Linked DNA regions of Homo sapiens: region 2 is linked to region 1. A link is a loop called in an ENCODE intact Hi-C map of the cell type or tissue named here. Cell type or tissue: body of pancreas. All regions are shown on one strand. Each heading gives the region's core, and the rest is flanking DNA. Links, peaks and the distances in the headings are about the cores only.

Region 1 (12,174 bases), core at 2,444-10,443:
TGGAGGCTTTGTCTATTATGCTGCTCAGAGTCCCTGTGTGACTGCCTTGTGTGATGATGACCTGCTTGAATGTAGTACCAAGGAACAGTTTGTCTCTTTTAGAAAAAAAAAAAAGTAGCACACATTTTTCTCCCAGATAGTGGAAATTATGTAATCTAATATATTTCCCTTTTTGCCCTGGTTGCCAAGAAGCTCAGAGCCTAAATTCATGTTACACAGGTTCTATGCCTAAACATGTTTACCTCTTTCTCATTGTTTTTCATTTTAATTTCAGTAGCTTTGTTGTAGTTATATGTTTTGAGGAAATCCTTTAGGAAAAGAACTCTCATCTCAGAGGCTGTTGAACAATAGGTATTCAGTAAGTATTTGATAGATGAATAAAGTGGTAAATTAAAAAGACAAATTTTAATTCTGCTTGGCAGCCAAGCAGGGCAGTTCAGAGACAGACACCTCCAGTGGCCGTAGGCACAGCCCACAGGAAATGGGGCATTTGAGGAATTAATGGAACAATCTCTTCTGCACTGAGTGAGCAAGACTTACTCCCGCCCTCTCTAACCCTGAATACTATTCAGAAGACACTGATCCAGTGAAGAGAACAAACAAAAACATGGTATGAGTATATATGTGTGTAACCATTGGAGTTATTCTCAGCAATAACTACACTCTGCCTATCAAATTTCTACTCATCTTGAGAGTGAAAGGCAAGTCACCCTAGATCCCCCAGCCCATAGTTATAATCATCGCCATTGCGGGTATGCAGTGCTTTACAAACTGTATACACACACAGCTTCCCATTCAAGTCTTGCAACAATCCTGCAAAGTGAGTGATATTAGCACCATCCCCATTTCACAGGTGAAAAACTTGGGGCTCTTGAGCTGTATTGTTTCTTAAGGTAATCCGCTAGGCATATGTAGCAGTTGAACACTTGAACTTGACTAGTCCAAATTGAGACGTGCTCTAAGTGCAAAATATAAAACAGATTTCAAAGATAATATCCCTCCCCAAAATGCAAAAATCTCATTAATAATCTTTATACGAATTATGTGCTTATATATTAACATCTTGATATTATTAAGAAAATAAAATACATTCTTACAATTAATTTCACTTGTTTCTTTTTACTTTTTAAAAGAGGGCTACTAGGACATTTGAAATGATATACTAGTGCTACTCCAGAGCAGTGGGTGCATAGGTCGGCAAATGTTTTCCATAAAACATTTCTGTAAAACTGGGGCTGGGCACAGTGGCTCACGCCTGTAATCCCACCACTTTGGGAGGCCAAGGCAGGCAGATTGTTTGAGCTCATGAGTTTGAGACCAACCTAGGCAACATAGTGAAACCCTGTCTCTATAAAAAATACAAAAAATTAGCCAAGCATGGTGGTACATGTCTGTGGTCCCAGCTACTTGAGAGGCTGAGGCGGGAGGATCGCTTGAGCCTGGGAGGCAGAGGTTGCAGTGAGCTGAGATCACGCCTCTGCACTCCAGTCTGGGTGACACAGTCAGACTGTGTCTTAAAAAAAAAAATTTCTGTAAAACCAATTGTAAATATTTTAGGCTTTATTGGCCATACTGTCTCTGTCGCAACTGCTCACCTCTGCCATGGTGCAAGAACAGCCATCGATGATAGTAAACAAATGGGCGTGGCCAGGATCCAATACATTTTATTTACGAAACAGTCAGCAGGCTGAGTCGTAGTTTGCTGATTCTTGCTCTAGAGTCATAGAGAAGCAGCACAGGGCAAGAGCTCAGGATTTGGAGTAAGAGAGGTTTGGATTCTGGCTGTAGCTGTTGCCAACTATGTAACTGGGTAGGTTACTCAGCTACTCTGAACCTCAGGTTTTTTGTCTAAAACATGAGGATAAGTCCAGTAGAAAGTGGGCAGAAAACATGGAGAGACAATTCGTAGAATACAAATGGCCAAGAGAAGTGGAAAATATGTTTAAGTTCCCTGCAAGGGACAATGAAGATTAAGACAATAAAGAGATACATTTACCTTCCAATTGAAAAGTGTTTTTTTTTTTTTAAATTGTAAAGTGTGCAGTTAAATATATGTCCCATACATGGTGAATGGGGATGGAAATCAATGTATCCCTACTAGAAAGCAATTTGGCAATATGGATCAAAATCTTTAAAAATGTATACCCTTTGATCTAGTAATTCCACTTGAAGAAATCTATCCTAAGGAAATAATCAGAGATGTGGACAGAGATTTATGTACAAAGATGTTCACTGTAGCATTATTTATTATATAATAGTGGAAAACTGGAAACAGCCTATATATGTCTAGCAATTAGAATAATGATTAAATATTAACACATCAATTGGATCAATACTAAGCAAATATAAAAATAGCATTTAAAATATTTAATAACATAGGAAAATGTCCCCTTTATAGTGACAAGTGGAGAAAATGGTCCAAGGCCATATATACCAGGCTATGCTAGGAATGGAGGTAGAAAGTACATATGTTGGGCCGGGCATGGTGGCTCACACCTGTAATCCCAGCACTTTGGGAGGCCAAGGCAGGTGGATCACCCGAGGGCAGGAGTTCGAGACTAGCCTGACCAACATGGAGAAACCCCGTCTCTAATAAAAATACAAAATTAGCCAGGTGTGGTGGCGCATGCCTGTAATCCCAGCTACTCGGGAGGCTGAGGCAGGAGAATTGCTTGAACCCAGGAGGCGGAGGTTGCAGTGAGCCGAGATTGCACCATTGCACTCCAGCCTGGGCAACAAGAGCAAAAGTCCGTTTAAAAAGAAAGAAAGAAAGAAAGTACATATATTTGCACAGAGAAAAAGAGTGGCAAAAATGCACCAATATGATGCCAAGTGTTATTTCTGGATGGTGAGATTATGTGTGATATCCATTTTCTTTATTATTTTTTGTGTCTTCTGATGTTCTTCGTTTAACATGTATTACTTTAATCATCAGGAAATTAATATTATAAGAACCTTAAACCCTCAACCCAATCAAGAAATGGGCAAAGCATATGCATCAATGGGTTATAAAAAGAGTAAAGAAGACAGAAAAAAAGGCAAATAAATATAAAGGTCCCCAGTCTCAGTAGTAACCAGGGAAATTAAAACAATGAAGACTTTTTTTTCATATATGAGTTTAGCAAAAATGGAAAAAAATATGCATAATAGCCATTAATGGTAAACAGATCAGGAAATGGGGGTCCTCCCATATGCCTTGGGGGGAGCATGCAGCCTTTTTGAAGGACAGTTTGGCAACAACTAGAAAAATATTAAAGGCACATTCTGTTCCATTCAGTAATTCCACTTCTAGCTGCTGAGCACATGTGCCTGAAAAGCCGGTATTAGAATACCCAAGGAAGCATTGCTCATTGCATTCAATATCAAAAAATCAGAAATAATCCACATGTCCGTCAATGGGTGAATTATGGTAAGCCCATTCTCTGGAATATTAGGTAGAAGTTAAAAGAATGAACTAGGTCTACATATATCAATATGAAAGGAGGGAAATCTGCAGAACAATACAACAGAATGATCACATTTATGAGGAAAAATCTCTCTATACATTGTCATACATATATAAAGGTTCTCGGAAAATTCTACCTCAAAGCTCTTTGAGGGGGAGGAGGAGAGTGTGACTGGGGTGCAGTATAGGGAAATTCTCCCTTGGATTCCATAAGCTTCTCTCTCATGAAGAGCTTTGGGTTAAGAGCTCTAAACCTGGAGACGGATTGCCTGGACTTAAACCATTTTCCTGGCCTCACCATTTATTACGTGACTTCGCAACTGAAAATCTCAGTTTCCTCATCTGGAAAACAGAGGTGACAATAATATTACCCGCCTCAAAAGGACATTGAGAAAATGAGATGAGAGGCTGTGTGCAGTGGCTCACACGTGTAATCCTGGCACTTTGGGAGGCCAAGGCAGGAGGATCACTTGAGGTCAGGAGTTCAAGACCAGCCTGGCCAACATAGTGAAACCCCGTCTCTACTAAAAATATGAAAATTAGCTGAGCGTGGTGATGCACACCTGTAATCCCAGCTACTAGGGAGGCTGAGGCAAGAGAGTCACTGGAGCCCGGAGGGCAGAGGTTGCAGTGAGCTGAGATTGTGCCACTGCATTTCAGCCTAGGCGATAGAAAAAAAAAAAAAGATGAGGTAATGCAAACAAAGCATTTAACACAATGCCTGGCACATAGTAGGCCCTCAAACCTCACTACCAAGACATTTAGTAGTTATTGTCATTATGGTTAGTAACACAGCACTTAAAATGCTCTCATTAAATACTTCTGCAAAAATAAAAATTACAAAAGGGCCAACACATTTATATACACCTAAGTGAGCATGAGAATCCCAAACTTGAAAAAGAATTGTGAAAAGTGGGTAACTGGCACACAGCAGATGACAAGTTTGAGGGTGTCACCTCTGGAGTCAGTCTTGGTCCCGACACAGAATCTTCCACTAGCAAGTTGTGCAAGTTCTGCGCACCTTAAATTCTCTGGACCTCAGAATTTCATTTACAGACCAGTGGGTAATAACAATACCTGTCTTATGGGGTTGTGGAATAATGTTCTTGGAAAAGTGCCTGACACAGAGTAAGCATTAACTATTGTGGCTGATGTTATTTATATTATGAGTAGTGGCGCTACTACTACTACTATTACTAAATGTCTTATCTCCTCCAAGTGGCCTCCAGACTCCTCCAGACCAGCAAAAACACCTCATTGTTGTGAGCCCCCATGAGCCCCTCACCAGTGTCTGACAGATAGTAGGCACTTAGATTTTCACAAGGTTGCTCTCACTGCTTTAGTTGGTATCATTTAAAAAATGGAGCCAGAGGCAGCCTGAAGAAACAGGAAGCCCATGAGCTGTGCAGTCAGTGGCCTTAAATCCCAGCCCTGGTTCTTACCACCTGGTGACCTCAGGCTGGCATATCATTGACTGAATCTCCCTGATCCTCAAGATCCTCACCAGTGAGATGGTTTAATAATATTATCTACCTCATAAGGCCATTAAGAAAGACAAATGAGGTAATGTACCTGACACCTCCAGCCCTCTATAGGTGCCCAACAATGTTGCATCCTTAATGATACCCCCTTGCTGACTTAATAGAGATGGCAATGGCATTTGCCTACTAAGCTCTGCTGTTTGGACCACAATTACACATCACTGCACACCTATCGCATGGTATGCCACAACTCAGGCCAAACGCCTAAGAGGAAATAGCCACTTGGAATGCAGACTTTGCAAATTTGTAGAAGAGTGGTAACTCCACAGGGGTTGGGCTGCATGGGCTGGTGGCCGGGTGTGGTGGCTCACGCCCGTAATCCCAGCACTTTGGGAAGCCGAGGCAGGTGGATCACCTGAGGTCAAGAGTTTGGGACTGGCCTAGCCAACATGGTGAAACCCTGTCCCCACTAAAAATACAAAAATTAGCCAGGCGTGGTGGCGGGTGCCTGTAATCCCAGCTACTTGGGAGGCTGAGGTGGGAGAATTGCTTGGACCTGGAAGGCGGAGGTTGCAGTGAGCTGAGATCACGCCATTGCACTCCAGCCTGGGTGACAGAGCAAGACTCCAAGTCAAAAAAAAAAAAAAAAAAGGGCGGGTAGGCCTGGGTAGAATCAAAATAATAATAGTAATAATCACAATAGCAACAGCAATAGTGTTTGTACCAGGCACTGAGCTAAGCATCTTACACGGCTCCACTTCTTTATTCTTTACAACATTCCTATAAGGTTGCAGCCCTAATATAATAAGCCCCAATTTACAGATGGGGAAACTGAATCTGAACGCAGGAAAGGAACTCTCTCAAGGTCACAGAGCAGGAAGTGGCAAAGCAAAGACCCTGTTTCTAGAACTCAAGCTCCTAACTTCTCTCGTTGGAGGGGGATAGGACATGTGCACGTGGGCGCACACTCCTGAGTCCTCAGTGAGCAAAGGTAGGTGGGTCTGCAGCACCTCAGGAGTATCCTGCCCCTACTTTGTCTTCTTTGGTGAAGAACAAAGAGGCATCACACAGTACGTCTAGGCAGAGCTGAGGCCCTGAACCCAGGGGTCTGTGCTCCTGGTTCAGCAGGAGCTGCCATTTTCCTGGCTAAACACACAAAAGTGTCTACCCCAATCCTAAAATAATAATGCTAACAATATCTCTACTTTTCTGAATGATTAAACATTTTTACAGTAAAGAAAAAAAACTCTATACAAAAACCAAAATAAAGGCTTCAAAGCGTTAGGGAGCCAGGACTCAAGTATTCACGATCACTAACCAGTCAAAGCAGAAAAGACCCACCTGTGCTGCCCTCTTGGGGCCGGCAGATGGCAGGGCGGGGGCAAGAGGCCAGGAACAGAGAGGTCCCAGTCTGATCTAAGAAGTAGCCTTTATTCTCTCAAGACTTGGAGCACACACGTAGGCCCAGTGGTGACCTGGGCATCAGGACCTCTGAACAGCCCCCTCCCCAGGCTTTCCAGACAGAGATGGGTTGGCTGACAGATTTCCTTTCTTGCAAGGTGGACAGGGTCTCGGCTCTAGGCATGAGTGCTCTTGGTATCATTGACAGAGAAGAGAAACTGTGGCCAGTGAGACCTGTTCATCGCTTCCCTTGTTTAATCGCCAGAAGCTGCGCTTTGTGAATGGGCGAGGAACCAGAATCTGACATGTCGTGCAGGAGGGACAATGTGAACTCGAGTGACAAAGCCAGCTTGTGTGTGCACAAGTCCACGTGGCTGTGTGTAAGCACCTATCTGGGAGTATACAAAGGGAAGCTGGTCAGACACTCCCGCGGTAATCTTATAGTTTTTCTTCCAGACCCGAGAGCCGGGGTTTCAGTTTCAGCAAGTGAGAAGGAGTTGGAAGGTGACACTGTGCCTGCATTCAAGGGCGCAATATGCAGCAAGGGAAAGTCTCATGCCCAAGAGTGTCACCAGGAGTGTGTGGCTTTGGGTGCCAGAGCCAGTAGGAGAGGCCACTGCTCCTTTCCTACTTAATCAAACCTCCTGGCATTGACAGAGGTGAATTGGGGGTGGAGAGATCTGCCTCACCATTATCTCTGCTCTTGTGGCACCTTCTCCTCCCCCCACTCCTATCTCTCTCCCTCCTTCTCTCTCCCTCCCTCCATCCCGGCTTTGCTCCCGCCTATGAAAAATCAGCAAATAAAAAGTTACATTAACCCCACCCTGACCTCGCCGACATAATACACTGCAGGCTGATGCGCTGCCTTCGGAGGCTCGCTGAGAACCTGTCACTCTCCAATGTCCCGAGCACAGCCTGGGGAGCATTTACCAGATAATTAATATATTAAATGCATGAAAAATAGTTACACAGACTTCCCCTCCCTGCCCAGGGAAGGGGGGTGGGATGCAAAAAAGACAGATTCAGGCTGTATACCATCAATATAAAAGCATCCCCCGAATAGCCGCCATAAAAACTGTTCATAATTTTATAGCTTCATTCCTGTTGGAGCACCATAAAGGCAAGTCATATTTTTTACACTCAGGATGCCCCATAAAAAAAAAAAAAAGAAGCGAATGAGAAAACGAGAACTTGGCAGGAGGCGCCTTCACTCTCACCTGAGGGTGAGGGAAAAGAAGGCGTCCCCCACGTTTGTCCTCTCTGACCCCCTCCTTCCACCATTTTCTTGGCCCAGCTGTGAATTCTGATGAGTCCCTCAGAATAATTATTAATTGGATGACTTTATGACTTTTTATTTGGCCTTTTTTTCTTTTTGCTGATTCCATATTTGCCTTTTATGAGGATGGAGGTGGGGGTAGAGATGGGATGTCTCTCTGTGTCTAGGCCATTCCACCCCTCTACCTTGCTTCTGGGAGATGGGGGTACAAAGAGTGGAATGAGCAGGGTCTGGTTGGACCACCTGGATCTGTTAGGGTTCAGGTGTTAAGAGGCCCAAACCAGGTGATGGAGAGAAAGGAGGAAGGGCTGGGCAGAATGTCTGTAGGGCCGCTGATCTCCCCACCTCAGCTGGCATGGGATGGGCCCCTCAGGGTTCCCTGCAGAAGCCAGATGTCCCTGCACAGACTGTCACACAAACAGTTCAGGATTGGGGAAGGGAACGCAAGATCAGCTACAGACCCAGGCCTGACTCACCCAGGCGGTGAGCAGGGTATCCAGAGCCAGAAGGAAGATTTCCTCTCCTGATCATTCTGTACTGCAGTGCCCCAAGAAGACATGGTAGTAAGATGATCTCTTCCCTGCGACATCCCCAAACGCACCCGCGGCGCGTGCACAGGCACACACACCCCCCCCTCCCCATGCCTTCAGAGACATCTGACCTGCTCTCGCTGACCTGACCCCAAGAGGAAGCCTTGACCCCCTTCCTGACCCTGGAGTAGGGGATGAGGTGGAGGAAGTGTCCCCTCTCTTGGCAGGGTCAGGCGCGGGCGCAGCCGCTGTGCGAGAAAGTCGCGAACACACTCTCCCGACGCCTCTATGAGGAGCAGCGGACGCATGGGGGAGACAGATACTCGCAGAGACGCGCGGAGGAGGCACCCCACCGCCTCTCATACCCCGGTCGCCTGCCCCACCCACACCTCCAGCCCGGGATGCCGGTGGGCCGAGGGACACGCAGAAGGGCCCGGAGGCTGGATGCCAGCCCAACCCGGGGCGGGGCTGGGGCGCGCGCCTGCGAAAAGGCCGCTGACCGTGGTGCTGAAAAGGCGGGTGGTCTCCAGGCACTGAGAAAAAGCAGGCAGCTGGGCTTCCAGCCTGGCCGGACCGGTCCAGCTTGGCACGCCCAGCCTCCCCGGGTATCTGTCACTCTGATGGGCTTGAGCCGATTTCTACCCAGCTGAGCTGAACGGTTTGTGCCTCCCCTCTTTCGGGGTTTCTGCAGTCTGCTTGCCTTTACTCGCCCTGCCATCCCTGTAAAGGGTGGAAGCTGCCCCACCTTGGGTACCATGTCTTCCCAATAAGACCATAAGACCAGGGTATCTGCCACTGCAAAGAAGCCCTCCCCGATCACACTGGCATCCCCTGAGGCCAAGGGGTCTCTCTTCCCCAGTGGTCTGGGAGCTCCCTGACGGGCAGGCTCTGTTTTCTTCCATCAGATGGGCCTTCTTTAGGCCACCCTGTTCTCTCAACAGACTGAAATCTCTTGAAAGACAGACTCTGTCTCCCCCATTAGACTGGGATTTTACTATGCCAAGTGTTATACATCCCTCTCCATATTTAGGCTCCCACAGAGCAAGAATTTTTCTCTACCATCGAACTGGGAGGCCTTCCAGAACACAGAGGCTGTGTCTCCTCTATCAGACTGGAGTTTCTGCAGGGTAAGGGCCCAGTTTCCCCAACCAGATCAGAAGGCCCCCACCCTGATTGGAAGCTGGATTTCTCCCATAAAACTAAAATGCTTCTCAGACCAGGGGGTTGGAACTCTCATAAGACTGCAGACCTCCCTGGTGGAAGGCACTGTGGTTACTCCATAAGAATGGGAACCCTCCAAGGACAGGGGTTCCAGCACCAGACCAGAAGCCCCTCTCAGATCAGAAACTGAGTCTCTTCCATAAGACTGGGAACCTCAGGTAGGAACATGACTCCTTCATGGGAGTCTGAGGGCCCCTCAAGAGCAGAGGTTCCCCCACTACACTGGAAGCTCCCACACATCACCCAGGGCGAGAGGCAAGTATCCTTTGTTCAACTCTGCACCAGAAAGAGATGCCTGGTTCCTGCTATGGTGGAGCCTGATTGCACCATCTGTGAACTGGACAAAAGGGACTAATATTATCAGCCCCTCTGTGTGCCAGCCCCAGCCCCAGCCCTTCACACCCATTATCTCATGGCTTTACCACCATTCTGCAAGGCAGATATCCTTATCCACTTTCTGCACATGAGATGAGACTGACATACAGGACTCCCACTCCAACTCCTTTGCCCCCAGTCCTGGCCTCCCCCATCCCTCCCCTCTTCCCTCTCCCATGGTTCCTGCCCAACCCTGCTGCTCCATTCCTATAAAAGCAGCCATGTGGGCCAACCCAGGGCCATAATCTCAGGGCTTGAAAGGAATCACGCTTCAAGCAATGAAGAAGCTGTACAGCAAGGGCCACTCTTCCTCTCCTTGGGTATTCAGGACTGTGGGAAGGGGATGATGAGGGCTGGGGCTGCAGATAATGAAGGACCTCTTGTTTTCTCCAGAAGCCCTGTTACCTTGGTAATTCTATGTGCACTGGGAAAGGAAGAAGTGCATGGAAGAAAGGAGGATTACTGGGATACTCTGTAAATCAGATTTTTAAATTCCACTTTTTCTTTTCCTTCTTTGTGTTTTTCTCTTTTGCTAAATGTAAACCTATGCTGTCTACTTCCCCCTTCTCATACCCAACACAGTATCTCAACATGTTGGGGTGAGAGTAGCTATTACCATCTCTGAGTTATATATTGTTCTCTCTCTCTCTCTCACTGTGTGTGTGTGTGTGTGTGTGCATGCGCGTGCATGCATGAGTGTGTTTAATGAAAATAGGTCCACCTCCTCTTCCAGACCAGAACTAAAATGGAGTGAGAGTGGGGGGATAAACATCCTCCTCCCCCAAAAGGAAAAGCATCAACTAATTTGAAAAATATTTAAGAAACTCTGGGTCGTCATCCACTCGCTTCTCCCTGCTCCATAATTACACTGCAGTGCCTGATATTTTCATGGGACATTAAACCAGGAGTCAGGTGATGGGTTCCTTCCGTCTACGCCTATCCGTTAGCCGCCAGGCCCCTGCGGACCTTGACATTATTAATAGTCCTATTCATTAAGTATTACTCTTGTAGAATGAGTAGCATAATATTGGCCTGGAGATAGGAACAGGCAGAAGGAATAAGTCAAATTAATTTTCCGGAGCAAACGCCCCGGTTCTGTAAATGACATTCTGTACTGTTAGCATTTTAAATGTGGCACAAATGGCAGGAGACACAATTTGAAAGCAAAATACTAGAAGACATGGCTCAGGGTGGAACGTGGCAGCAGGAAAATCTAAGAGCGTCAGGGACCTGGGGGTGGGAGGGTCTGGCCCATGCAGTCACAGGGAGGGGAGAATTTTTTTTAATGGGCATTTATATTAAATGCAGTTGAAGGAGGAGGAAGGGAGGAGAGTAGGCAGTGAGGTCTGTGTGTGTGACGCTGTGTGTGAGTGTGTAGAGGGGTATCTGGTGGAACAGAAAGGAGGAATCAATCACAGTTCTCCTTCTCTCCCTGCTCCTCCAAGCAGATGGTCTGGGGTTGGAGCTGAGAGGTTCTGCCACTGACTCCTCTAGGGGGATGTCTTCTACCCCTTTTAAGTCTTTCTGACTAGGTCTAGAGAAGACTAACTCTTAACCTTCTTACTTAATGAGGTTTGATCTTCAGGGTAGGTGAGGATACTCACTCATTCACTCAACCCTCTACCATCTGTTCAACAATACACGCCAACTCTGCACAAGCCTGGTGTTAGACTGTAGAGTGTGGGGCACATGCAGATTGGTTACACAAGGGCCCATACCCTTCCGAAGCTTAGAGTCTAGTGGTTGAGCCATGGGGAGTCCAGGTAATGGTGGTGCAAGGCTGTTTGTGATCAGGTCAATGAGGGAGGGAAATATGAAAACTGTAAAGTGCTCAAGACAGAGAGAGACCATTCCATTGGGTGAATCAGAGGACACTTGCTAGAGATGATGGCTTTTAACCTGGGTTTTGAAGGATGGGCAGAAGTTGGACATGGAATAATGGAGAAAGGCAATTCGGATGAAGAAAGCAGGATGAGCCAAGACAGGAGTGTCAAAAGGAGCAACATGAATTGGGGACGGTAGGGCTGTGTTCCAGGATAGAAGGCTTGGGAAGGGTAGTCATTGGCAATGATGTTAGGAAGGCTACTCTTGCACAGTCCTATACTAAAAGTTCTATACTAAAAGCATCTAAAAATTCAGAAACTAGTGTGAGAAGATGGTGCCTCCTTGAAGTCCATACTCCTGTCTCATTCTCCTCATGACATATGGACAGGTGCTTGCCAGAAACAGGGAAGAGTACTGTGGACTGCGGCCCATGCCTTGGATGGTTTGGGGGCCTGTCCCACTGCATCCCAGTCAGTGGCTAAGCAAACAGGAAGCTCAGTTTGGAAATCAGATTGTGTCTCAATGAAATCAGGCTGTGGAGTATGTAAAAAGGTGAATGGACACTCATGGGCCACCACTATTCCCACAAGGAAACCAGAAGCAGGACTCCTTTCTGTTTAA
Region 2 (12,174 bases), core at 2,480-10,479, 340 kb before region 1:
TGGCCACATTAGTCTGTAAATAAAAGCACTTTTGAAATTTTTAAAATTCAAAAAATTGAAATGAAAATATTTTAATTGTTTGACATTATAAGGCTCTAAGTAGTTTAAAAATGTTCCTCTGGATTATTATTAGGATATAATCAATATATAATAATATGATATAATATATCCTAATTTTAGTGAAAATTTAGTATTCATACATGTGTAAAATGTTATTAGAAATGCATCCCTTAATGATATGGATGAGGCTTTTCCCTCCATTTGTTCATGGATCCATGGAGGAATATTATTTATTGCCAGAATGAAGGAGGGTTCAGCATCAATTCTACTCCTATTTTTTTGTTTTTTGTAGACATAAGCACTGAGAAATGTTGTCATATAAACAAGCAGATAGGAATGACAGAGTTCTGGCATAGCAATGCCACTTGATTCTTTTTGCTCTTTCTGAATTATACAGCACACACAAAAAATCGCACAGTGACTCGTCCCCAAACATTAGTCCTAACGGTCAACCAACTGCCAACTCAATTCAACTCGTGTTCTCCAGCGATTCTGCTGGAAGTGAAGACCCAGAAACCACCCGGCCTGCACAGGGCTTGTCCTCTAGTCCTTAGGCGTTTGCTTTCTCAATCTCTGTACCCATATTTCCAGCTGTCCTTGGGTTTGAGGCCCTGGAGGTTTTCCTGTGGCAGCCCGAGGTCCATGTCACTTTAAGGAGGGGCTCGAGGGAGGCTTTTCAAGGCCAGAGAAGGACGAGGGTAAAAGGACAACCTAGCCCTCCAGCACAGGCCTGCTCTGGGGCAGACAGCTTTAGGAAAGAGCGTACGTCTGAAGACTGACTCCTTGACTATCTGTGTCTACCTTCCCCTTGGAAAGTCTCTGCATACCCCAGTGTGAAGACTGAGCCACAGGGTGCACTGAGCTCTTCCTCCCTCAAACCTAGGCAGGTGTCTAGGTGCTTAGGGAAAGGCAAAGACATCTGAAAAGAAACAAAACATGTCCACAGCCCTTACCCCATCCCAAGAAAAACTGCAAGTAAAGACGAGGCTACAAAAAGGTGCCACTGGACAGAGGGCCAGACCGCCTTCCACTGCATAAACATTTCCCCCCGGCTGCATCTTCCTAACTGGGATTTAGCCATGTGGAGAAGCTAAACTATCAATCCTCCAGGTTAACCTTGTTCCATCAGATTCTCCAGGGTAAGTGTGTAGTTTCATACCTGAGGTCCCCTTAAGGCTATGCATAATCAACTTTTTAAAAAAACACATAATTCCTGCTCCCCATCACATTAAGAATCAAGATGCAAATCACTGATCTGTAATACCCCCACCCCCCAGCACACACACACTCATGGTCAGTGGGAGTGTCCACTGTAGACAATGCGTTCATGCTGGTATCATGCAGGGGAGCAGCCTGCGGAGTAATTAACAGGACTTGGACCTGAGGTAGAAGGTCGATAGCAGGGGCTCTTCCTTGAATTAAAATTTAACTTACCCTTTATTGCAAACTACAAAAGCAAGTAATGAGCACTAACATTTTTATTTCTTTTAAACTGTCATTAAGCTGTAGAGGGGATAATTACCTATCTCTAGTGCAGTAAGGTTTTATAACCCTTAGTGAGGCATTTTCTAATTTAATATTTTTACTATATTATCTTAAAACCTGTTTCTAGAAAAAAAAATGATCATGGATTAGCCGCCATTTTCCATAAAGACAGAATGTGCGTGTGTGTGTGTGTGTGTGTGTGTGTGTGTGTCTGTCTGTCTGTCTGTCTGTCTTAGGATTCGGCTTATTTATTATGTGATTCTTCTGAAGAGACTTAAAGTATGCACATTGTAGCTAGCTGTGAACTGCAATCACTTGAGTGGCAGGTAAGGTTTTAAAAGCTCTGAGTGAAATGGGGGTGTATGTGTATGAGAATGCAGCCCCTCACCGATGTGTGGACCCAAATATGTTCCTTTCAGTTCCACATGTGCACTCACCCCACCACAATACAGATCACTGTCTTTCACGATGTCACTTGGGCAAACAGTACAAAGGAGCATATTAAACCTGCAAATAATCTGTGTGGGGCTTTCAATTTGCTAGGTCAGTAGCTTGCAGCACTGGGGATTCTGAAGGAATTGTACCATCCACTCTACAGAAAACCACACTCCTCCTACACTGGCCCTGGAACCCCCAGGCCTCCAAGACATCCCTGAGCTGTACCTACCCACAAAGACAGGTGGACAGCAGAGAGAACACAGCCATTCCACTGCTCCCCGAAAAAGCCTGTGCAGCCTCCCAAAGCGCATCATGGTCTCCGAGCAAGTATTATGTGCCAGTCTTCCAAAGGAGCTGGCGGAGACAATGCTGCTGCTTTCCAGACGAAAAGTGACTCATAGGCCAGGTATGGTGGCTCATGTAATCCCAGCACTTTGGGAGGTTGAGGTGGGAAGACCACTTGAGCCCAGGAGTTTGAGACCAGCCTGAGCAACACAGTGAGACCCTGTCTCTATTAAAAATAAATAAATACATAAAATGATACACATAATTTGCCTTTGACTAATTAAAAATTGTTCATTTGTTGCTTCTTAGGAGTGGGGGGTCTCCCTAAATACATAAGACACATCCCAGAATGTCATGGCCCTTCCTTCCTTTCTAATCCTCTACCTCTCCCACACTGCACACAAAAGTGCTGTAGCATTTGCTTCTGCCTTAACTCAATCCCATACATACATTGCAGAATCAAGGGAAAAGAAGAAAGCACACGGCAGGCAAGTCGGACAAAGGGTTCCAATCATAGCAGCACTCACGGCTAGCAGGGTCTGGATCCGATCTGAAACCCTACAAGTAGAGTCTGCCCAGATATGGTCAGTCAGCACAGAGATTCACACACACGCCTGCTCTGCACAGACCAGCGCGGTCACCAATGACAGATGTGTGCTTTTAAAATTATTGGTGATGTACTGATGCTGCCTTTTTTCACGTTTGTCTTTGAAAACAATTTGCTTAGTGTGGTGGAAGCTTAAACATGTACTAGATGTATATGATTCCTGGCCTCAAAACCTAACATACTACAGGTATAATCAATTAATTAAAAATATTTGAATGCTTATTTGAACTTTGTTAGATTTTGTGGAGGTTCACAAAGACATGAAAGGCACAGCAGAAGCTAGATCGGGAAGGTGAATACATGCAGTAAGTGTGTCTCAGACAAACCACTCCATTTGGGGAGACACACAAACATTCTTCCTCCTGCTGAACCCAATTCTGTCATTTTAGGACTTACAGCCATGGGCTCTTGTCCCTCTAAAGCCAGAGAGAAGTAAGGCTGACTACTATTCCCTGTGGCAGCACTTCAACTATTTGATGTCTTCTTCTAACTAAATCTGTTCTTTTCCGGGTTCAGCGGCCTCAGTTGCCTCCATTCCTCCTGTGACCGAGTCTGCTTGCCATCCTGACTGCACTCCTATGAGCCCTCCATTTGCCAAAGCTCCAAAAGCAAGGTCTCCAGAACCCGCAGCCCTCGTGAGCCCAAAGCAGGTGGAGCAGGACTCCATCTCTCCTGCACTCTGAACACATACTTCTCTCTCTGTCTTCCCAAGGCCTCCACTCTCTTCTGTTCTATCTATCAGTATGCCCAGGGCCTCCCAAATGTCTGCGGAAAAAGATGTCTTGCCAATTATCACTTGGCACATGCTAACGGCACCAAACAAAGGGATCCTTCTCCAATAAAGCACGTGCCTCCATTCTGATTGCCAGAAACCAAAGTAGGCCAAAGGGCAAAGGCTACTCACTCCTCCATTTTCCTCTTAAAAATGTCTACAGACCACAGGACAGCAGCTTTCCCTTTTTTTTTTTTTTTTTGAGACGGAGTCTCGCTCTGTCACCCAGGCTGGAGTGCAGTGGCGCCATCTCGGCTTGCTGCAAGCTCCGCCTCCCAGGTTCACGCCATTCTCCTGCCTCAGCTTCCCGAGTACCTGGGACTACAGGTGCCCGCCACCACGCCTGGCTAACTTTTTTTTGTATTTTTAGTACACACAGGGTTTCACTGTGTTAGCCAGGATGGTCTCGATCTCCTGACCTCGTGATCTGCCCGCCTCGGCCTCCCAAAGTGCTGGGATTACAGGCGTGAGCCACCGCGCCCGGCTTGGACAGCAGCTTTCTTTTCTTATATACTTAGAGAAACCAGCTTAATAGAAATCTTGAATAGTTAAATAGAACAAGGCGAATGCTTTTATATGGCATAGAGCATGGTATCACAAATGCAGAGGGGCTGGAAGGTGCTGTCAGAGTTGGTTCTGACTGGCTCAGGTCCTTACTGGGTCTAGGACCTTAGGTAAATTACTTAGCCCCCTGAATCTTAGCTTCCTCATCAGTAAGATGGTGACAATATCTTCCTTAAACATACTGTTTTTACAGCACTAAGCAAAGTCCGCATTGCATAAATGGCATCGTCATCTATGATCATGAGAAATGGAATGAGACAGAGCAACATGCTGAGGACCTGTGTGCATGCATTACAGTTGCTCCCAACCAACACGAGGGACTAAATGGCACCCTCCTTTCATCATTCCTTTGCTTTCCCCGACCCAAATTCATCCTACTCGGTATCAGTGACTTTACAAATGAGAGAAAGATATTTGAGAAGTGTCTCTATGACCTAAAAGGAGAAACATACTGATCCAAATGGCAGGCAATCGCCCTGTGCTCTTTGGGGCTGTGTGGTAGGGGCAGCCCTATGTATGTCACGGGAATGGGCTCAGACACAGGTGACATGCATTAGAACTTAGCTCCTCAAGGCTGGGCGCAGTGGCTCACACCTGTAATCCCAGAACTTTGGGAGGCCAAGGTGGGCGGATCACCTGAGGTTAGGGGTTTGAGACCAGCATGGCCAACATGGAGAAACCTCGTCTCTACTAAAAATACAAAAAATAGCTGGGCGTGGTGGTGTGTGCCTGTAATCCCAGGTACTTGGGAGGCTGAGCCGGGAAAATCACTTGAACCTGGGAGGCGGAGGTTGCAGTGAGCCGAGATTGTGCCATTGCACTCCAGCCTGGGCAAAAGAGTGAGACTCCATCTAAAAAAAAAAAAAAAAAAAAAAAAAAGAAAAGAAAAACTTAGCTCCCCAAGAAGGCTGGATTGCTGGGAAAGTAATCCAAGTAAAAAGACACAGTGCTGATAAGGAGTTAGTATTTAGTCAGAATGACACAAAAATCACTATAGTAGAAAACTTAGGATTTCTGAATACGGCCAAAAAGTCGGTACTTACTCTCCCTCACTCTCCTCTTAACATCCCCCAACAACCCAAGGAGGATCACAGGCTTCTCTCCTGAAATCTCATCATAATTCCATACCAAAAAACAAACCAAAACTGAACAACAACAAAAACCCCCATAAAAAAACCACAAAGCAGAAGAAAGGAGGTAAAGGGGAAAGAAAGCAGTCTTCTTTCAGCTAAGACTTATTTCTTAACAGGATCAACTTAGCAAAATAAGAATGACTCAGAGACACCCCTTATCTATCACTAATTACCTAAATCTAGATACAAGGCAAATCATGTCCAATCCGACACTAGCTGAAACTCTTCACAAGGTTCCAAAACAACAAAACCGCAGCCGCCCGAATCTGCCACAAGGTGGCAGTACACGACTCGTTTCCAAGTGGACCCAGCCACCAGTCAGCGGAGCCCATAAATTACCCCGTGTGTCTGCTCTCATCACCATCCTCCCCAGTGCTTGAAGGAGACTCTAGAAGGTCTGTTCCAATTCGTTCTTTTGGTCAGGTCAGAACTAGGTCCTTCAAACCTCTGGAAAAGCTTTTAGCCCTACAGCTCTAAATTACACATGGTGACACACGGCCTCTGGCCTGTCCCCTAAAGATCAGACAGACTCAAGATTTATAAATGTTCCAAGAAGCAGGTTCAGGCCCCAAACAAAGGAACTGAGAGGCTGGGGAACAGGGAGGAGAGGGGAGAGGGATGGGGGCGAGAAGGGGACTGCACGTGGACAGGTTTTCTTCTCACTTGTGCTTCCTCCTTACTCAAGCCAGTCACAAATCCCCTGCACTTTAACAAAGGAAGAAAAATACTCAAAACTTCCACCATCCCTACTACTAGCTTCAAATCTTCCACATGATTTTAAAGAAAAATAATTTACCTTAGCGGACTTGCAAAAAAGCAGAGGGGTGGGGGAGGAGCCACTCTTCAGACAAAAGGGGCGCCGCTCCTTCCACGCATTAATATTCCATATTCCCGGGATGATGTCCACTTTCACAGTTTGACTGTTTTATAACAGATTTGATGTGAGAGAAGACAAATGGCCTCACAAAGGAAAGACGACAAATCATCACACTGCTTTTAGCAGGGTTTCTCTTTATTTTTATTTATTTTTATTCCGGACCTGGGATGCAGAGCTCTCTGCCTTGCTGGAGATGTTTAATATTAACGTCAAGCCACCACGGTCCCCGCAATAGAGTTGGCCAGTGTTGTGTTTACGGTTTTGTGACTGCTGGCTTCAGGAAGATGAAGCTCCTTGTTCAAACAGCAGCCCCTCTAACAGCTCCTGTTAAAAGCTAGGGGATGCTTCACTGCTTAGACGTGAATCACTTCCCCCAGCCGCACAGAAGGTGAGACTGACATTCCAGTTACATTTGTATCCGTATCAGGATGCTGCCCAACAACCCAGGGCGTGTGTGCATGCGTGTGTGTGTGTGTGTGTGTGTGTGTGTGTGTGTGTGTGTTGGGGGAGCACAGGATGCATCGCTCAGCTCTAGCTTAACTTCAACACGCAGGAATTAGTGAGGGTATTCAATGTCAACCCATAGAGTTTTGGCAAGGCACTCTGCTATTACTTCTGGTAATAAGTTGGAGGATTTCTTTTGCTTAGAAATCGGGTACCAATCAAAACGCACAAGAAGTAACTAGTAAGTGAGCAAATGCAAAGTGCCAGCTCTGCAATGCGAGTCAGGGGACACAGAGGAACCGCTGGGGCCTGGGGAGCAAGCCCTTCCAGCTGCTGGCCAGCTGCCCTACCCGGAAGTCTCCCCCCGAGCGTTCAAGGAGCATGTGTTCTCCTGGCTCTCCTCTGCCTTCCTTCTCCCAGGTTCTGCTCTTGGCTTCCTCTCTTCTTTTGACACCCTCCCCTGGTGATCCTACACACACTCTAATGGTCTAATGGTCTCCTCCGCGTGAAGGACCCCAGAGCCCGAGTCCCCGCTCCCCTGCCCTCCCCCTAAACTCATCTCCTGCCTTGCAAGGCTCTTCTGACACCCAAGCTACCATTTCTCCTAACAATGGCAGCAAATTCTTTTTTATTCACATCCCACACAACTGTTTAATGGCAGTGAGCTGTAAGACAAAATTACAGATATCGATACCACATTTTCTGATGAAAAAATAAAATCCAGTCTGAGATGGGGCTCTTGTTCAGACTGTATGCCTATTAATTGATTAAAAAAAAAAGGCTGCTCTCAATCTGTCCATAATTTTTTGGTTTTTAATAGTATCCTTCAAAGAACTTCCTTCCTGCCTCTGCAAATCAGAAATTCAGCAAAAGGAGCATCTGTCCTAAACACCTGCCAGGTGAGCTTTCCCCAGCAGCACTGAGCAGGCCTGCAACAGGGGGCCTGCAACAGGGCATCTCTCCCACTCGTTTCACCAGCTAGTCTCTGAGGTCAGCAGTTTGATTACCTCAGCCAGTTATACGATTGGCTCTAAAAAGCCTGACTGCTAAGTGCAAAGTGAGCAGTTTGCATTTCTTCCCCTGAACCTGAAGAGTCTGTCTGGCTGTACAGTTGTGTTTCCCCCTGTAGGACCGAGCTGTGGAAGAGAAGGCAGAGTGCTGCCAAGTGTGTGTATGAGAAAATGTGTATTGATTTCTTCTTTCTTATAGGGGAGGACAAAGCATTGAAGAACAATTGCTCGTCTTTGCAGCATTTCACATTCCATACAAGAGACAAAAGGCCCAACCCCCACTACCCTCTGAGAAGCAGAAAGGGGAACGGAACAGGACTGTGTCTCCTGGGTGTCGGCAGCCACGAGTGCTGCTGCAGGTCAGCTACTGAGACTCCAAACACCCTGGGGCCCATGGCTGCTCACCTGTCTCTCATCAAGTAATTTCCCTTCTGGGCTGATGTTTCCTCATCTATATTGTAGAAGAAAGGCCTTCAGTCTTATTTACCACGTAAGTGGAGGTGCCCAGGGGGTCAAAGAATTAATGTTTATAAAGTGTTCTGCTCCCCAGGGAGACAGTGGTAAAGCATAGGGTGTGGTTATGGCTCATTCAGGACCTCATTTCTGAGGGTGGCTGGTGAGAGCTTCCCATGACCAGGTGCTGCCAGCAACTTGAACTCCAAGTCTAACGAGGTAAGGTCCTCGATCTAAATATCCTTTCTTAGCTTGACACTTAATACCAACACTAAAAATAACAAAGCAGCCAGGCCTTTATGCTTTGTTAATGCACTTACAGAATCCATTCCAGAACTGTTTTCTTCTTAAAGAAAAATCCTGAAAGCAGAGTCCAGAACACTGACCGAAAGCTATAAATCACTACAGAGCCCTGCTGGGGTTCTTCATGCTCCATAGTAACTGCATGGTGAGTATCTCTAACTCAAGTATCTGAAATCTGAAATGCTCCGAAATCTAAAACTTTTTGAGCACCGACACGAACTATGCTGTAAGAAAATGCTCACTGGAGCACTTCAGATTTCAGATTTTCAGATTAGGCATGCTCAACGGGGATAATACAAATATTTCCAAATCCAAGAAAATCTGAAATACGAAATTCCTCTGGACGCAAGAATTCGATAGGTGACACTTGACCTGTAATAATTTATAGGAAGGCCATCAGAACCAAACCTGGTTTAAATAGCACAGAAAACCTATAGTATATAGTATATAGCAGGAGAAACCTATAGTATATAGTATATAGCAGGAGAAAACCTATAGTGTATACAAAGTTTAGGGTCTTGGAAGTGATGGACATGTAAGAGTGTTCTTGAGAGAGCCTTTCCCAGGGTTCAATCCTAAGTAAAAATGACCCCAAAAACCCTCTAAGCAAAGGGTGGGGAATCAGAAGTCCCAGAGGAGAACCTTTCATTCTGGGTCTTTTCCAACATTGCCATGAGCTAAGAACAAAATAAGGAGCCGGCCCTCAAGCGGTGCAATGGTTTAGCATGGAGACCTAACCTATGAATAATTAGGAAACAACCTGGTGGTAGATGCTATACATAATATGGATCTATACAAAGTGACATGGAAGCAGAGGAAAGTATATTAAAGAAGTGAGATGATTTGGAGAGATTTCAGCAAAAGAGGCAAGAAACTCATCTTCATCTTATAGGACAGTTGCAAAAATAATCTTGTAAACAGCAAACTGTAAACAAACATACAAGCTGGGGGCCTTTAAAAGCATCTCAGACAGGAAGCCTCTACCCAACTTTTTTTGGGGTTTGCACAGAAATGGCTATGTCTGTATTGCATGCTGAGGGACAGTGGCGTAATACACAGATGTGAAAACACAAAGTTTGTTTATTTAAATAATTATCTGTTAGGGGTTACATTTAAAATAGTCCTTCTCAGAAATTAAAAAATTAAAAAGAACATTTTATTCTCAAGAATCCAGTGAACAAGAGGCCTGTTTTCACTATGTAAAAGAAAGAAACCATGGCCCATAAAGAAGGCTTCCCAGGGTGGCACTGCATACGAGCGAGGGCATAAGGTGCTCAGGAATACTGAGTCAGCGCTGAGCTCAGAGGAGGCCGACAATAACTGGAAAAAGACCTTAAGTGAAGTGTTTTGCAAATACTACAATTGAAATTAAAATATATTATTCCAAATATATGAACATAAAATCTCGATAATACCAAATACAAGATTACAGTACACACAGGCATACTTCTTTGACTTTTAAGTTAACATACTTAGCAAGAAAAAAGCCCCCAATAAGTGTGTCTGTGAACTGTTATACAGTTAACAGTTTAACTGTTTGGGAGGAACAAACAGAATGGGTTCAAAGAAGAAAGCTCAGTGGGGGTGGAGAATCTGAAGTCTCCCTAGAAAGGCTGGTGACCTCATGACTGAATATTTCAACAGGAAACAACAGTGAGACGGGGGTGGGAGATGCTGCAGGCTATGAGCAGAATGAACAGACATGCAGAATAGGGAGTGTGTCCCAGGGATTGCAGGTGTCTGCTCTGGACAGCACATGGGGTGAAATAGGCGATAAGGAGAGAAAAGTAGCAAGGCAACAAGTCATCGATGGCCTTGACTGGCAGGCTTGAGAGTCTGGGTTTTATGCTAGAGGCAAAGAGTAGCATGTGATATTGGAGGAAGGTGAATCTGGCAATGAAACAGAACTGATGAGAATACAGACTATTGGTTAATATGCCGTTAGTGTAATAGTCGATGTGGGAATTAAAAAAAAAAAAATTTGCCAGGCGCGGTGGCTCACACCTGTAATCCCAGCACTTTGGGAGGCCGAGGTGGGCAGATCATGAGGTCAAGAGATCGAGACCATCCTGGCTAACACAGTGAAACCCCATCTCTACTAAAAATACAAAAAATTAGCCAGGCGTGGTAGTGGGTGCCTGTAGTTCCAGCTACTCGGGAAGCTGAGGCAGAAGAATGGCGTGAACCCGGGAGGAGGAGCTTGCAATGAGCCGAGATGGTACCACTGCACTCCAGCCTGGGTGACAGAGCAAGACTCCGTCTCAAAAAGAAAAAAAAAAAAAAAAGAAAGAAAAAATTAAAAGGCCAGGTGCAGTGGTGGCTCATGTCTGTAATCCTAGCACTTTGGGAGGCCAAGGTGGGAGGACTGCTTGAGTCCAGGAGTTCAAGACCAGCTGGGGCAACACAGCAAGACCCCGTCTCTACAGGAAAAAAAAAAAAAAAAAGCTGGGTGTGGTAGTGTGTGCCTGTAGTCCCAGCTACTTGGGAGGCTGCAGCAGGAGAATCACTAGAGCACAGGAGTTCGAGGCTGCAGTGAGCTATAATTGGGCTACTGTACTCCAGCCTGGGCAACAGAGTAAAACCTTGTCTTTTGTTAAAAAAAGAAAAAAACAAAAAAAAAGACCTGGACTCAAAAAAAGAGGCAGTAGAAATAAAAAGTGAAGATCATTGAATAATATATTAAAATAATGCTCCCAAGTAGATTAAAAGAAAAAAAATTCAGATGAAATTAAATAAAATATAGGTGAATAATTGTTCTGGGATACAGGAGAGATTGCCTAATCATAAAACAATGAAAAACACCCCCCACAAAAAGGTTCTTATATATTTAATCAGGTTAAAAAGTAAAACTTCTATGTAACCAATAAAAATCATTAATATTGACAGGTAAGCAAAATATGGAAATCTACAAAAACCAGGAAATGTTATATAACCATAAATATAGCCATAATATAGAGAATTCATACAGGAAGAAAATTCATAAAGAAAAGTCAAAACTCAAAAAGAAAATGGGCAAAGGATAAAAACAACTACAAATGATAGAAATACATGATTAATACTCTTCAAATTTACTATTATAAGAGAAAATAAACATTAGATTATAGCCCACTGCCTACCATATTATATGTCCTCAATAAGGTGTCATTTGTTATGAACTTAAAAACAGTAAGTAACTTTTATATCTAAATAGGAAATATTTTTTAAAAGATGGCTCTCCCGGCCGGGTGTGGTGGCTCACACCTGTAATCCCAGCACTCTGGGAGGCTGAGGTGGGTGGATCACCTGAGGTCAGGAGTTCGCGACCAGCCTGGCCAACATGGCAATACCCCGTCTCTACTAAAAATACAAAATTAGCCGGGTGTAATAGGACACGCCTGTAGTCCCATCTACTTGGGAGGCTGAGGCAGGAGAATCACTTGAACCCGGGAGGCGGACATTGCAGTGAGCCGAGATTGCACCATTGCACTTCAGCCTGGGCGACAGGGCAAGACTCCGTCTCAAAAAAAAAGAAAAAGAAAAAAGAGCTCTCCAGCTTAGCAAAGATAAAATGACATAAGCCTCAGCTGGAAAGAAAAGAGTCATGTAACTTAGTAAAACTCATCAAGAGTCATTAGAAAGTTTAGATATTTGACCCAGAAATCTATTCTAAAGACACAGCAAAACCTAGAACATAGATTTCTGTATATATATGTTCACTGCAGCACTACTTGAAAAGAAAGGCAACTACAAACAACCTAAATGTC

The links. Peaks named below come from ENCODE experiments on the same cell type or tissue, not always from the same donor. Only the 100,000 strongest peaks of a DNase experiment are listed, where the experiment ranks them.
Region 2: a loop joins it to region 1, with 6 times the contacts of the local background. A loop is called at or near these places in 15 of 110 quality-filtered maps.

The regions. Positions count from the first base shown.
Region 1 is chr17:36,700,441-36,712,614 of GRCh38, reverse strand. All of the region lies in intron 2 of LOC105371750 (a long non-coding RNA gene), which reads right to left. Among named protein-coding and RNA genes, the nearest start is that of MRM1, 100 kb to the right of the region's middle. In body of pancreas, for the core only: a CTCF peak has its summit at 6,286; DNase peaks (open chromatin) are centred at 6,294 and 8,634; H3K27me3 peaks cover 479 bases.
Region 2 is chr17:37,041,280-37,053,453 of GRCh38, reverse strand. The region is part of intron 11 of AATF (apoptosis antagonizing transcription factor); the gene reads right to left. LOC105371753 (a long non-coding RNA gene) reads left to right here and starts at 292. Exons shown (of 3, transcript XR_934717.4): 1 at 292-1,199; 2 at 7,486-7,564; 3 at 7,875-8,237. RefSeq lists an enhancer at 4,856-5,356 and a silencer at 10,136-10,336. In body of pancreas, for the core only: a CTCF peak has its summit at 5,622 (motif pointing right); a DNase peak (open chromatin) is centred at 5,633.